Regions from separate parts of the Mus musculus genome. Here region 2 is linked to region 1. Evidence: chromatin loops called from intact Hi-C (ENCODE). Cell type or tissue: left cerebral cortex. All regions are shown on one strand.

Evidence for each region. Hi-C counts contacts between places; a loop is a spot of excess contacts. Peaks named below come from ENCODE experiments on the same cell type or tissue, not always from the same donor. Only the 100,000 strongest peaks of a DNase experiment are listed, where the experiment ranks them.
Region 2: a loop joins it to region 1, with 5 times the contacts of the local background. A loop is called at or near these places in 40 of 42 quality-filtered maps.

What each region holds. Positions count from the first base shown.
Region 1 is chr2:49,354,017-49,362,016 of GRCm38, forward strand. No RefSeq gene overlaps it. Among named protein-coding and RNA genes, the nearest start is that of Gm25215, 40 kb to the right of the region's middle. In left cerebral cortex, a CTCF peak has its summit at 4,977 (motif pointing right); DNase peaks (open chromatin) are centred at 4,338, 4,556 and 4,963.
Region 2 is chr2:49,723,077-49,731,076 of GRCm38, forward strand. It overlaps Kif5c (kinesin family member 5C), which reads left to right. Exons shown (of 26, transcript NM_008449.3): 12 at 1-73; 13 at 4,815-4,883; 14 at 7,041-7,247. Among named protein-coding and RNA genes, the nearest start is that of Gm46738, 20 kb to the right of the region's middle. In left cerebral cortex, CTCF peaks have their summits at 4,297 (motif pointing left) and 7,943; DNase peaks (open chromatin) are centred at 3,544, 3,772 and 4,276; H3K27ac peaks cover 1,616 bases.

The DNA of each region.
Region 1 (8,000 bases):
ACACACACACACACACACACACACACACACACACACACACATTATAGGTAGAGAATAAAGTTAAGTGTGTTTGGGAGAAAAAAAATTGAAACCCTTAGGTCTTGGTGGTTGGGGGTGAGTCTCAATTCCAGGGAGAGGAATCTCTCCCCCTGAAATAGGTAGGAAGTGGGAACTTTAGGCTATTGACTAGCAGATGTACTTATCTGGAGTCTGTTTGGTCCATGAGAGGTAGAACTGAGTGGGTTTCCTGTAGCTTATGAGTTTACAGAGGAGATAAGAACATGAGTTAACAATATGAACAGTCTTTAAGATGAGCTTATGGGGAACCTTAAGCCTTTCGTGGAGCAGAAGGAACAAGAAGGGCTTTTTCCTTCTGTCTAGGAAACTGAATATACATAATGAGAAACAATTTTAAGTTTATAATTTAGAGACAAAGAATATTCAAAACCTTGACCTTGTGAATATAGTTGATCATAAGAGAAACACCTTAAGTCTATAGTTAAAGTACAATCAAATGAAACTTATATTTGAGTATGATAGCTTATATTATAGATTCAGCATGAAACACTTTACACTTAGTTAAAAGACAATCAAGAAAACTTAAAATTTGGGGGCTGGCGAGATGGCTCAGTGGTTAAGAGCACCAACTGCTCTTCCAAAGGTCCTGAGTTCAAACCCCAGCAACCATATGGTGGCTCACAACCATCTGTAACGAAATCTGATGGCCCTCTTCTGGAGTGTCTGAAGACAGCTACAGAGTACTTACTGTAATATAATAAATAAATAAATAAATAAATAAAATATATAATAAATCAATAAAATAAAATAGAAGAAAAAAAAGAAAACTTAAATTTTGAATTTGTGATTATACATTGGATCGTATAGTGGAATGTCTTATTAGGGTTAGGCCAATACTTAAGAACTCTGCTGGTCAGTGTTAGGACAATGGGATAGCAAGAAGAGGAAATATGAAGCAGTTAGTTGCTGGAAACTGAGCTCAGGTAAGGAAGTGACAGGTTACACCTGTGAAAGCTTACATCTGAACTTGTGCATCATTTGTCATGAAGTCTGTAAGAAACCTGGCAGTCTTAGCCAGTGAACAAGTTTATTAGTGTAGTAGTAAGGAGCTAGGTCTGTTTTCTAACTGTCAAGCTACTGTTAGCTTAGCTGTCAATGAGGTCAGAAATCTGGGGAAGAATAAATTATAATCTAGGAGCCATGTATTAATTAAAAATGACAGAGTTCATCTATAGTCCACTGCCTAAACAGTTCCCAGGTCCCTGTGGTCTCCATAGCAACTTCAAGCCCAGAATGTGGAGAGCTCCCCCCCCCCCCCCCCCGTGGAATAGACACATGTGAAATGAGAAACGACCCACCTTGACTTAAGGCAATATGAGGCATTTGACTCTTAGGATATCCAGTTTTGCCCACAGTGTTACTCGGTGGTTATCATACCACAATCCAGGCAGTCTCTTGTAGCTATGTCCATTATCCTCTGAGATCTTTTGTTAGGCTTTGGGAGGTTCTGTCTGTCATAAGCTGAAATGTTCATAATTGGCAGACTTCTGACAAGATTGAGAACAGTATCTACTGGTCATATCTGAGTTAGACAAGAGAGTACACTAGAATCTAATGACAGTAGCAAAACTCATTTACCAAGGCAGGGATACACCAAAAACCTTAACTGTTCAGTGACTTTGACAGGTTGCATTAGCATTAGCAGAGAAACACTTGGCTTAGAGTTGGTGGCAAACCTGGGTGGTTACTAGCAATCCCCGAGTCAAGGCACCAAATGTTGTGTTAGAAGGCGGCTCATATCCGGACAGATCACACCAAGCCAGCACAGTCCCACGAGAAGAGGTTTATTGGGGGTGGGGGAGGAGTGAGGAAGAGAAGAAGAAGGGAAAGAAGGGGCGAGGAGTTGGGGGTCTCTGCCTTTTATTTGGGCTGTGACGTAGTCACATGCTTCACCGCACACAGGTGAGTCACACAGGTGAGGAGCACGCTGGGAGTGTGTGGCGGTTGCCATGGCAACATACACAAGAGGGTCCTTGTCACCTAGGGGTGATGTCAACATTGGATTCAGAGGCAACTGGTGACCGCAAAGCAGTTTCTGATGCCAACGCCATTGTCCCACACAGCAGAAATAGAAGCAGCAGCAGCTGGGTAGGCCCAGCACAGTCTGAGCTCTAGGAAGGACTTCCAGGAAGCAGGCCCTGGTGTTTCCTCCCCTTTCCTAAGAACTTGCCTCTAAATTCATGTTGCCTCTCTGGCCTGGGCCAAATCCCCTTCATCAAGGGCTATTCAGTCCAAGCCTGAGATCTCCACCTCTGTAATGGCCCTCATCTATAGGTAGAAGAACAAAAGGCTCTTACTTCTCAGAGGGGTGGGGTGAAGAAGGAGGTGGGAGGTTGGAGACATCCCTTGGTCATGTATCAAAGAAGATTTTGCATTTTCATAGAAATAACGATTGCTAAAAAAATATTGCTGTTTGGGAGAAACACAGACCCATCTATGCACAGGGTTTACATATTTACAATGATATTATGGTCCCTTAGAATACTCAGCATCAAACAAACAAGCCAGCTTGGAACCCCTGTACCACTCAGATAAACACAAAATGCTTTCGTGCTTCTTACCTCCGCTCTGACAAGAGTCCTCCTGGTCCCTCTTGTTCCACTCTGGCTCTAGCAACCAAAAAGTAGGAACATGACTTCCCCAGTAGGAGATAGATGAAGCCTGATACTTTTATTTAAAAAATAAGTTTCTTCTATAGCTCTTTTAGTCAAGCCCAGAGTAACATGAATTGAGCCAGGACCTGAAGAGCTGATGCTAAGCCAGGACCTGAAGAGCTGATGCTAAGCACTGCCATTCACCAGTAGCATGGGATCTGCTTGGACGCCTCCTGCTCTTAGTCTGAACCTGCATACTACTATTTGCCCTTCCTCCTTTGTGGGTTTTATGAGAAGCAGATGGTACACATAAAAGCGTTGTCCAGGACGGGCCGTGAGGTACCGCCACAGGAACTGTCAAAGCAGGGGCCACCTCTTCTCCATCCTCCCACAGCGGCTCCTCTGCCTCAGCTAAGGCTGCCTGTGCCCAGGAAGGTCCTCCCTTCCTGACCCATGGGCCCAATGCAGGGAAAGGAGGATGGAAAAAAGGCCACCAATCCCTAAACTTTCTACAGAAACCCACCAATCCCTGAGCTCCCCAAGCTCAGGACTTGAAATCCCACCAATCCTCACCCTGGAAATCTCTGCCCAGAAAAGCTCCGCAGGCATCTATAGGCTTTGAACTGCACATGGACTTGATCTTTTCCCAGTCCTAGGAGCAAAGAGTTTGACTTAAGGTCTGGCCAAGGAATACTTGCCAGCTTCCCAGCCTCCTCCCACCAGGGACTGGTCTCCAGATCCCATTCAGTTCTTTGGAACTATTTTTTTTTTAACGTATTTTGTTTAGAACCTTCACTTTCACACACAGTATGGTAACCATCACTTGAGAGCATTATCTAGTGAAATCTCTTCTCCCAGCTTGCAAAAGTCAAAGCAATTATACCAAATTCTAAGAAGTGTAATAAATAAGTGACTATATATTCAATCCATCAAGTGCCAATTTCCTCTTCCACGTGTCTTTCATCTTCACTTTGTGCTTTCCCAAAGAAGAGCAGTGTAGGAGAAAATGTTGATGGCCCAATCTGTGTGACGAACAAAGTGAACAGGTTAGCTCTGGTTCCACAGGCATCTACCATGGGCTTTGTGGGGGAAGATTTAAAGCAATACTCTTTGGAGTAAAGATTACCTACTTAATTCACTGAGAAGTAAAGGTAAATGTTTGTTTGTTTTGATTTTTTTCTCAGTGTAGCTTTAGCTGTCCTGGAACTCACTCTGCAGACCAGGCTAGCCTCAAACTCACAAAGATCCATTCATCTGCTTCTACTGAGTGCTGGGACTAAAGGTGTATGCTCTGAGGCAAACCCTTTGATACTTGGGTTAGACAGCATATACAACATCTCAGTGGAGGGGAGTGAGCCATCACAGAAACAAATACCATTCATGCATCTCTGAAGCACCTGGCCAGGGCTTGAGTGGCCAAAGATAAGCCAGACATGTTCCATCCATTCAAGAAGTGTATAGTCTACAGAGAAACAGGCTTGATGAAAGATAATACTTATTTGACAATGGGTGTGTCTTTGGAATCAAACAAGAATTATTCCAAGACAAAGCTAAAGAATAAGATGGGTGATTCAAGCAGCTGAGTCACAAGTGTCACTGGGAACAGCTTTCCAGTCATCCCCACAGATGGTTCTGAAGATATCATGAGCATCTTAGAGTTGCTGTGTCACCTCTTGAGACACCACTCTGGAGGGGAAAGTTAATTGTGTGTGTCGTGCAAGCTCCAGCTTGTTTGGTTGGTTTTGTTTTTAGATCATACACTAGAAAGAAAGATCCCATGACTAAATACTTGATAGACAAAAATTTCCTCTGAAGTTCCCCAAGCCTTTGAGGATGTGTTTTTAAGGCCACATAAAAAAAGAAACATTAAACTGCAGTTCTTTACAACCTCTGCCTGCGCTTCATCTGTGAGTTCCGCCCACTTTCCAATACTGCTAGAGTCTCCCCGAGGAGAAACACCATTCTCCGCTCTAGGATGCTCTGTTTGGACACCTGGTTGCTGAGCACAGCTACTTAAGAAGCCTCTTGGGGACATTCTGGAAGCACCGACTTCTTCTTGGGACCCTATATACCCTGTGAACATAAGACAGAGATTTGCATCCAGACCTCGCAACATCTCCACATTCTCTGGACTGGGGTTTCCTAGGGCTCTATGGCCAGGAGCTTCTTGACCGCCTGTGGGCAGCTGCTTTTCAGTGCACCCTCTCATTTACAAGATGAGACCACAATATCCAGCTCCCGTCTTGGCACTAAATTGAAGCACTTCATGGCCTCCTCTCTTTATTCAAACAGTCCTGAACATCTGGCCACCAGCAGATGGCCCCATCACACAAAAAAGTCCCCCATGAAATTAAGCCAGGGCCTCAAGACCAGGGCAGGACCTTAACAGGCCAGGTTCTCCTGAGATTTCTCTTGGTTTAAGACAGAGTTGAGTTCCAAACAAAGCTTGTGTGCTGGCTAGGGTTCTTGGTCAACTTGACACAAGCTGGCGTGATCTGGGAATAGGAACCCCAGTTGAGGAATTATCCCCCAATGGATTGCCTGTATGCGTCTGTGGAGCATTTTCTTGATTAATGATTAGTGTGGGAGAGCCCAGCCTCCTGCTGGCAATGCCATCCCTGGGCATTGGGTCCTGAGTTGTGTAAGAAATGTGGATGAGCAAGCCCAAAAGAGCAGGCCAGTGAGCAGTGTTCCATGGTTCTGCTTCAGTTCTTGCACCCAGGTTCCTGCCCTGAGTCTTGGCTTCTCTCCATGATGGGCTCTAAGCTGTAAGATGCAATACATCCTTTCTTCCTCATGTTGCTTTTGGTCATAGTGTATAGAAAGAAAGAATAGTTAGAAAGCAAACTAGGATAGCTTGCATGTAATTATCAGAATGGGGTCTGGACAGAAGGCTGCCATTCTCTATGTACGTCATAGAGACAGTATCGGCAAGTGACCATAGAGTGGGGACAGAACTCACAGACTGCAGGGGACAATGATAGCCAGACAGAGTAAGGCCATTGAGAATTAAGGCAACACAGATATTCCTTTCCAGGGTTTTTCTTAGAGAAAAAGGTTGTAGGAGTGTTCACAGTATGCTCTATAAAGGCTGAAAGCACCTTAATTCTTTTATTATAAATAGATTTCTTCTAACCTTCTACTTGAAAGGCTGTGCTGGGGAGAGAATTAGCCAAGGCGTCGACTGTGAGGCCTGAGCATTCTTCCTCTCCACTCGATTGCCACCCAGCCCCCCTCTGCTGGCAGCTTCCTTGAACTGTCATATTATTTGAATACGTCAAGGAAATAATATATTTATGTTAAAAACAAGCATGAATAGATTATAAAGCCAGATGCAAAATTCACATGAATTTTTAAGATAGAAAAGGCACTTGAAAGAAATTTCCTATCAGTTGCTTGGGGGCACACACTCACTCTTGTCAGGGCTACTTCAGTGGAGAAGTTTGAGAAGGTCTGATGAGGCTCTGGGGAGCCACTAAGAAGATGACTCCTGGAGACCAAAAGAGAGATTAAGGCCCTGTGTTGTCAAAGTCAGGGCCGTTCCTAAGCTCTACCCATGAATAAGAGTACAAGTTGCCTGTTGGTCCCATGATCTGGAAAGCCATCCAGTTTAGGCTCATTAGGAGTCTCAAGTGACCACAGAGTGGCCCAAGACAGGTAAAAGGCCTGCAGACCCAGCTAACCACGTACTTCTAACAAACTGTCTCTGTGCTCCCTAGCTTCTGGTTGGCCCAAAACTCACCTCCAAAGGCCACGCCTAGCTGGGGGAGGCCATGAGGTTGTATTCATCTTCGTGACAGCACCAAGATGAAGCGAACCTCTCCGTTTTCTAAACACAAGAACATGTGGAAATGAGATTCAGGAAATAGTTAACTTTGAAGACAAGGGAGGCTTTCATGCCTTCAGTGGAAGACGCTGCCGTAGCACTTTGGATGGCAGAACACAGCCTCAGATGCAGGGAACTGTGCGTTCTACTGTGGCTGCATCTCCCTCCTTTCCTGAAGTCGAGCGGTTCCAAACACCCAGGTGCCTTGGCGGGGTTCTAAGCTCCTGGGTGTCAGGGTCTGTCTCAGGACCTCTTCCTAGAAGGCACTGGCTTGGGTACTTTAAAGTCCCCCATGTACCACCTAGGAAGCTGCAGGAGGGTAGATGTGCCCCGCCCCCCACCCTCTGAATTTGGTGATTGGTGAACAGGAAAAAGCTCTAGCCTGCCCTCTTTTTTTCTTTTCTTTTCCTTTCTTTTCTTTTCTTTTCTTTTCTTTTCTTTTCTTTTCTTTTCTTTTCTTTTCTTTTCTCTTCTCTTCTCTTCTCTTCTCTTCTCTTCTCTTCTTTTCCTTTCTTTTCTTTTCTTTTTCTTTTTTGGTTTTTGTTTGTTTTTCGAGACAGGGTTTCTCTGTATAGCCCTGGCTGTCCTGGAACTCACTTTGTAGACCAGGCTGGCCTCAAACTCAGAAATCTGCCTGCCTCTACCTTCCAAGTGCTGGGAGCCTTCCTTCTTTCTAACTCTTTCTGTTTCAAGACATCTGTGTCTTTGAGTCACATTAACATTTCAAAATAAACAAAATAAAACCAAGTCTGCTTGCAAGGGGAATGTTCCAGATTCTAATAAATTCTTTTCTTCCCGGAAGGCAATGACACTGGGTCATGCTTTTGTCTATGACTCTGTTCCCTCCCCTCAGCAGGAAGAAGTTCGGGCAGATCTAATACACGGAGATTACTTAAATAATCCCTACTTAAAGTGGTGTGTGGCTTTAATCCCAGCACTCTGTGGATAGAAACAAGCAGACAGAGCTAGTTCCAGGATAGCCAGGGCTTCACAAAGAAATCCCTGCCTCAAAAACAAAACAAATTTTAAAAAATCAAACAAAATAAACAAAAAACCAAGAGGAAGGAGTGATGGGCAGGCAACACACACAGAGTTTTGTTTTGTTTTCTTTTTCTAAAAAATTGAGACAGGCTCTCTCTATGTAGCTCTGGCTATGCTACATTTCCATGCAGACTAGGCTTTCCTACATCACAGTGCTGGATTAAAAGCATGAGCCACTGGATGCCTGTGAGCATCCACTTCTGTATTTGCCAGGCACTGGCAAAGCCTCTCAGGAGACAGCTATGTCAGCCCCCTGTCAGCAAGCTCTTGTTGGCATCCGCAATAGTGTCTGGGTTTGGTGGTTGTTTATGGGATGGATCCCCAGGTGGGGCAGTCTCTGGATGGTTCTTCCTTCAGTCTCTGCTCTGAACTTTGTAACTCCTTCCATGGGTATTTTGTTCCCCATTCTAAGAAGGATCAAAATAGAGCACAGGGTCCCCAATGAAGGAGCTAGAGAAAGT
Region 2 (8,000 bases), 370 kb after region 1:
GGACGGCATCTCTGCCGAGAAGGAGAAGTATGACGAGGAGATCACCAGTTTGTACCGACAGCTCGATGATAAGGTCTGTGGTTCAGAGCAGGCGCCCCATCTCCGTGGGCCCGAAAGACGCCACTCAGCCCCAGTGGGCCAGTTAAAGAGATAAGTTATCTCCTAATGGTGAAGAGATAAGAGGAAGAGTTGATTGTGTTGCCACATCAGGGGGAAGAATGTGGAAGGGGCTCCATGACCCCAACCCCATCTGCAGGGCACAGACCTGAGCATTATGTTTAAATAGGGGAGACATTGGGATGGTAGGCAGTGTGTGGGGATAGCCTCAGTTTTGGTTCTACTGGATGCTTCCAAGAACTATTGCTTGTGTGGACATGTCAGTTCCTAACTGCCCGGAGAGCTGCCATTTGAAGACTGCTCTCGCCCTGTGATAACGTGTCTCCCAGAGTCTGTTGTTATTGGAATGCAAGGGCACTACAGGTTTGGGTTACCAGCTACAGACCTTCAGGTACTCTTTGTACCATGTGCCTTGAAAGGGGATTTGATAGGCTAGGTATCATGCGTTTTAGATAGGCCCTCCCTGAGTATTAACTCTGCTTCTCTGCGGAGTTGATCAGGTGACTGGCAGAAAGTAAAGAGAGATACAAAATGAAGATAGAGATGGTAGGCTTCTATCCTGTTTTTCCTTGCCTCGTGGGGTTAGTGCTCTCTCAGAAGGCAGCTCCTGTGTGCCTATTGTATACATTAGCCAGAGACTGGTAGTCTTCACTCTGGTACAAAGACTGAAGGTGGCACTTGCAGTCAACCCCCTGGAGCTGAGGTAGGCTGCAGACCATTATTGATGTATATCTTCCTGATATCTGTTTTCTAGCTTGATTACTACAGAAAGTTATAATCAAAAAGAGCTGGGGGAGGGGAGAGTTGGTCTAGATAGACAAGACCTCACTTCCAGAAATCTGGGTAGATTATTGCAGAAGAGGACGGCAGTGTGAGAGTATGTGGGTGTGTTTGTCTCCTCCTTCCTTCTCCGTGCCTTTCCCCTCTCTTCTCAGAGAAGTCAACAGTAGCAGCCCCACTAGGTTCAGGCGACTCCTTTGGCTCAAGTGTGAGGCTGATCACATAGCTGCATGGCCCTGAGCTCGGACCTAATCACTTTAATGACTGACCCCTCTCTCCTTGTGAAGCTCTTCCCGGAGGCAGACTAATGGGTGATGCAGTTTGACCATGTTAACTGGGGTTGCTTTCTCCTAGGACAAACTCAAATAGTCATGTGACTAGAGAAAAGATTCCTTGAACAGCAGGTCTCACTCATCCCCAGTAAAGTCCACTTAGGAACCCCGGAGGCCCAGAAACTTAAATCAGTGCGCCCTGTGATGCTGGCATATTGCCCTTGGGATATCCTAAGCGCTTTCAGTTCATTTCATCAAGGTTGCTGATATTTTCAGTCTGGTTTAATCTTTCTTGGGGTGGTTTGGCTCAGGTGCTATGGGGACACCTCTGGCCCGGATGTAATAGTTTTGTTCTGGGAATGCCACCATTAATCTTACAGGGCTCTGTCTTTGGGTTACAGCCCAGAGTCTGCTATCACCTTTGCAAGCTGAATGTGACTGGTTGAGGATTCTCCTTTGCTTGTCTGTGGTTCTCCATGTTATATGTCACCCAAACATTAAAGCAGGGTGACCCTACCATTCCACAAACACATCTCAGAAGATACCCATGAGAACTGGGTACTTTGCCTTTCGTGCTGAGTCCCCCCCCGCCCCCCTCCCCCCCGCCTGCCTTTTTAAACCTGGGTAATTGTACTCAACACCTCAATGCAAAAGTAGATCAATAGTAAGTTAATAGTTTTTGCAAACGTATTGATTTCTCCAAAGAACTGCTATTGTTTTCAACAGTGAGGAAAAGCCACACGCAATCTCTTCCTCACTTTACAGATTCCCACATGTACTGATTCTTGGATGACAGGTCAGAATTGGTTCTATGATGCTGAGAGATATGGGAGAGAGTGGAGCACAGAGGTGATGCCCCGGAGGACATCAAAGCTCTCGGTCTACTGTGCCGCTTGACTGTGTCTTATTGGCCGTCATTCTCACGTGACCTCTCAGACTCTAGAGGAAGGCCCCATGCTTCCAATGATTTAGATGTTTAGATTCTTTGAGAATGCATGAGTTGGGACACAGTGTCTTCTTCGGTTATTGAAGTCTCTGGGATGGAGTGGGGCATTCGCTGGCTGGTAGCATGTCTTTCTTAAGTTTTCACAGCCTGTAGTTGACAGAGCAGGAGCGTGTTTTCCTAGCTCTTGACCTTGAGCCCCACACTCACTTCATTTTGGCCTTAGCCCTTTAACCAAGGAACTGGTTAGGCTCAGTACGTCTTTCTAGGACACAGTGGGAGAAAGATTACATAGTTTCTCCAAATCCCTCTGTGCTATTCCTCATGGGTCTAAGAAGAGATAAACGCAAGGTCCTGATCCTTGATGGAGAAGCTCGCACTTTGTAGTAGACCTGCAGCTTAATGATAAGAGGCGCAGGGACGACGCCCGTGCTTACCTGTACGCTATTCTTATCTGTAACTGAGGGCTCACAGATGTCACTTCAAAGATTGTTATGGAGACTAAAAGTCCCAGGTAGATAACAGGATGCTGTAAATACCAGGTTGCTCATCAGTCTCCTCTGTGGGTTCTCTTTGCTTGATGTAGAAGACGCCTCATATGGGGCCGTGAAAGGCTGTCAGTACAGTGGGAGGCTGGGTTCTAGAGTAAAAATATACACGGTGGCTTTGTGTTGCTCACGGAAGGCAGTAAATTCAAGAACTGTAAGTTGACTACATACTGTACTAATGACTGTTTATCAAAAAACATATCCAGATTTGGTGACTTTTTGACAGCGGAGGTGACCGTATCATTTCATGTATAAGAAAAATCCAACTACGAAATTAATTTCTGAAAAGTGCCTTGAAATCTTTTATCTCAGAGTGAGCATGCTTAAACATGTCCTGAGAGATACACTCGACGTGCAGAAAGTACAGCAAGCACACCTTATTCAGAAAGGCCTAGGAAATTACAGTGAAATCAGATAGACAACACTAATTCCTTAGAAGGTTGCCCTCATAAGGGGCAAGCCTACTCGAAGGCTTGTCTCTAAGCACTGATTTGCCTTCTCGGAGAGCTCTGTTTTAACTCTCTGGATGGTTTCCCATCACATCTTAGCTTGTCACCTGTCGGGGAGGAAGGCTACATCTTCAGGCTTTGCCAAGAGTGCCGTGTGCAAGCTCAAGCCACATCACCCTGTCCCTTCTTATTTTTGTCCGTCCCTTGGGGGCAGTTGTGGATTTTGGGTTGTTTTGCTTCGTTGCCTCGGGGAAGTGATGAGGTTGAACTTTTTGGGTCTTTTATTTTAAGCTCTTTACTCTTCTTGTGCTGAGGAGCAGAAATATAAAATTGGTCCTTGTAACTGACATGCTAAATGTATGAAGCTGAAGGAAAGCATGGCCTAGAAAACAGTGAGTTAGCTGTGCAAGCGCCAGTTCTTGGCAGTTTTGCTATGCTGTAATTTCTCTGATTCTTTTTGCCAGAAGGATTTGGCAAGGAGGGAAATAATCAATATTCTATTCACCATGGAAGAAACATCGGTGTATAAAGTTCAGTGCACACGAGCTTCCTGAGCATACTAGTGAGATCGAGTATATAGGAAAGACCAGAGACACAGGACGAGGGTGTGCAGAGCCTTCCCTGCACACGTGAGAGTGCTGGTGCTCTGGAGGGTACCAGCTACACCATCCGCTTAATCCCGTGCCGGTGATGGCGTAGACTCCACCATACATGGTGCAGATGTCTGTGGCAAACAGGTTCTGTGACCAGGCTCCGCCATTCACCTGCCTCACCTCACCTCTGAAGCGGATCCAAAGTGCAGGAGAAGGGTCCTTCAATGAGGAAAACACTGGCACAAACCTGTGTTTGAGGAAAAAAACTTGTGTTTGAGGAAAAAACCTGTCACAAAGACAATGTAATACACTGAGCTGTTATTTGACTGCTTGGGGGTGCCAGCCGAGACGGGCATTCCAATAGGACTTTTATAATGAAAGGAGATGTGAGCCTGGAGCCACATTGTCATTTTTTTTTTCACAGAATGTGCTTAAAATTTCCTTTGAAATCATGAAAACAGAGCAGGAAAGGCCACATTCTTCCCTAGTGGTTCCGCCTCAAGCCTGCTGCCTGCCTGTCCTTCACTGGAGGTGGCTTGCTGGTGGGGGAGAGAGGCAGGCAGAGCACTCTTGCTTTCTCAATAGCAACACCTAGTGGCAGTGAAGAGAGCTGTCGTTTTCCTGTGTGCTCACCCAGCCGGCTGCAGGACTTTGCTTGTTTTGCTTTTCAATTGGCAAGACTATTGGTTGCAGTCAAGAGGGCCGTCTATTGGAGAAAACTCCACGGAAGCTCGAGTTTTTTTACTCTAAGTAAATGGGCATGGTGTAGTAGCCCTTTCTTCCCGTCACTTGGCAACATTCCTGGTCACAGATGGGCTTGCCAGTTTACATCTTTATTTGGGGAAGGATGTCTCTGTAGTCCCTTTCAGTCCCGAAGTATGAGACCCCTGGTTTCTGGATGGGCAGGATTTGGGTTCTCCAGGCAGATGTTACCTTTCCTAGAAAGAACTCTACACGGCAGATTACCAAGCTCCTGGAATGGCCCCTGCTGCACTTTCCCCATCTAATGAGTGAACTCGGGACTGGCCTCTTGGTGTCTGATTCTGGAAGGGGAACCAGGATGTCAAAACCGACACAACTAACTAAAAATTAAACATGATGTTTCATTTCAGGATGATGAAATTAACCAGCAGAGCCAGCTGGCTGAAAAGCTGAAGCAACAGATGTTGGATCAGGATGAGGTAACAGACACAATGAATTCTTTTTTACAGAGGGGTTTTTTTTTTTCTCTCTCTCAATCACTTTTCGTTGATAATATTAGTCCTAGAAATACAGTTTGCAAATAGCCTTTTTTTTCTTTTTTTTTTCTTTTTTTTAATTGGGTATTTACTTCATTTACATTTCCAATACTATCCCAAAAGTCCCCCACATTCTCCCCCACCCACTCGCCACCCACCCCAAATAGCCTTTTTTTAAAACCTTAAAGCGCATGGAGATTTCTTGGTCGCCCTTCTCTCAGGGTCTGCTAAAGGTTGGTTGTGGCAATGTGTAGCCAGCAAGCTCCTGACTCTGTAGTACTCTGAGCCTCAGGGTTGCTCTGTGCCGCACTTAGTCTTTGGGGGGCGGGCAGACACCTCTGTCCCGGGGAGGGTGGTGCTTGCTCAGTCTCTGCAGCAGCATCCCGTTATTTTAGGCTACTTCACCTCTACGAACTGCCTCATAGACAGAATGGTTTTTGGCATCTGAGTATAATTAATCATATTCACCCCGTTAGCCTCTCCTATCTCACCGGCCTCTCCTGCTTCTCTGTTTCCTTTCCCAAGCCCTCAAGAGTCCATGTAGAACAGAAAGTACGTGGCATTTGTCTTCCTGAGTCTGGCTTATTTTGCTTATCATGATGATGTCTTAGATCCTTTCCTACAAATGACATGATCTCCTATTTCTTTACTACTAAGTAAAACTTCATTGTGTGTATTTATATATCTATTAATCGTCTGTCTGTCATCTACCTACCCATCATATATTTACCTACTTGCTGATTTGCCTGTCATCCATCCATCCCGTCTACGTCTGTCATACTTTCTCTACCTAGTCGTCTGTTGATGGGCACCTAGGCTGGTTCCGTAACCTGGCAGTTGCAAAAGGCTGGTGTGTGTTTTAGCATAGACTGTGTCCTCCTGTTCTGCCCTACAGGGGATACACAAACAAAATCAAAAGTAGACCATCAAAGAGGAAAGGCAGCTGGGGCCGTAGTGCTGCTACTCTGTATTTGGTACACTAAAAAGGAGGCCACCTGGTTTCAGCACCCCCCCGCCCCCCGCCGGCATTCATTTCTACCACAAATGTCTTTTTTGCACCGTTCTGCAGTGGATTTTACAAACAGGAACCCAAGCCAAGCACAGCCAGCCGATCTACCAGAGACAGCATTCTCTTGCTGAGATCACCTAAGTATTTTTCTCTTTTGTGCTTTAAGATGCTTCGTTGCTAAAGTGCCTTTGGTTGGCTTATACAGTGCCGGCAGGTGGCAGAGATCGATGTCCCAGTCTCAGCCCCCACACCCAGGGAGCTCTGTAACCATTTCCTTCCTTTCTGCTTCCCATCATCTTTCCAGTGTAATGAGTGTGGTTCTGCAGGGAGGCAGGCTGTGTCTTTGGAGTCATGTGAACCCTGTTTAATAGATTCCTACCTTAGCTGTGGTTGTGGCCACTTATGTTCCCTGTTGTCCGCTTCCACATGTACTCTGCATCTCCAAGAGTGGTTCAGCTGCCTTGGATCAATTCCTTTTGTTACCATTCAGACTTTAATATTTTTTCCTTGCAAACTGATAAATGTCCATTAAGGAAATCAGACAATAACAATGGTAACAGCTACATGAAACATCCACAAACCCAGGACCTCATTTTACCATGTGTATAGATTTTAGGGTATATTCTTCTATACAGTTCTGATAAACAGTAAAGGAAAGTAACTTCATTTCAAGTACTGTTTGGGTGATTTTGAAATGAACTTAAATACAATATGAAATTGTGGCACTGTTTCCAGCGGCTCTGCCAGTGTACTGCCACTCATTAAAAGCAGTTCTCCCATCTTTTGTTTAACATGAAAAAGCCAACCAGCTGTAGTGCCCTGGTGTACGTGTGTGTGTGTGTGTGTGTGTGTGTGTGTGTGTCTCAGTCTGACTTAGAGCATAAAATTCTTAAAAGGTAAAAAAGAGAAAAGATTTTTGAAATAACACTTGAAAATGTGTTTAGCATCTGTAACACACGGTGAGAGTTCTCCACAATCTGACTGCTCCCAACTTGTTCTCCCGGATCTGGTTTTAAAATTGCTTTGTGCAGGGAGAGCGCAGGTCGTTGACATATAATTAGTGCACTCACCTGGCCTTCTCCTTGCCCCAGCTCCTGGCTTCCACGAGAAGGGACTATGAGAAGATCCAGGAGGAGCTGACACGCCTCCAGATCGAAAATGAGGCAGCTAAAGACGAAGTGAAAGAAGTCCTCCAGGCCCTGGAGGAGCTGGCTGTCAATTACGACCAGAAGTCACAAGAAGTGGAGGACAAGACCAGGGCCAACGAGCAACTGACTGATGAGCTGGCCCAGAAAACGGTTGGAGCAATGGTGTTAAAGGGGGCGGGGCTTCTCTGTTAACAAATGGGAAGGCAGTTGGCTGAGTGCTTATCTGTGTAAGACTTGGTGTGCTCCCTGAGGCCTCTCCTCCAGTCCCTTCACCACAGACTACCCAGCACAGCTGCTTTACACCCAGGAAGCTGATGACATCAGCAAGAATGCTTTCTGGAAAGGGTTAAATGCAGATGCTAGATCCAGGAAAAGCTTAGTGAGAAGTTTGACTTTATGGCTCTTTTGGCCTCAGGCGAGATTTTTAAACCGTCCTGAGTATTCATTGCTTTATTTCTCAAAAACGACAATAATGTGCTTCTTCATGGCACCTGTGTTAGTGACACTTTACGTAAAGCACTTAGCAAGGACCTCTGTGTGTGGTCACTGAATAGCACCGAAAGCGTTGTTACTAAAGAGCAGAGGCAGGGGATGCCCAGGAGTTCAGCAGTCCACAGTTTACATCCTGCTGAATGACAGTGTTCCCCGACTTCCCACCCTCTTGTCCTAGTCGGAAGGACAGAGGTAAGCTGGCCCTGTTCACTGGCTTCCAGCCGAGGGATCGCTGTATTTCTGGTTCCTCCCTGAGAGACAGCTGTTGTGGGTTTTACTTGGTGGGCTAGTGACAGGTAGTCTGCTGTGGCCGGTGAGCATTTGGTGATGTGGCGGATGCCATGCCCTTTGCTGCCTGGAGATGGCTCACAGAGAAATTGAGTTGCTGTAGCCTGGTGTCCTTGGTGGCTC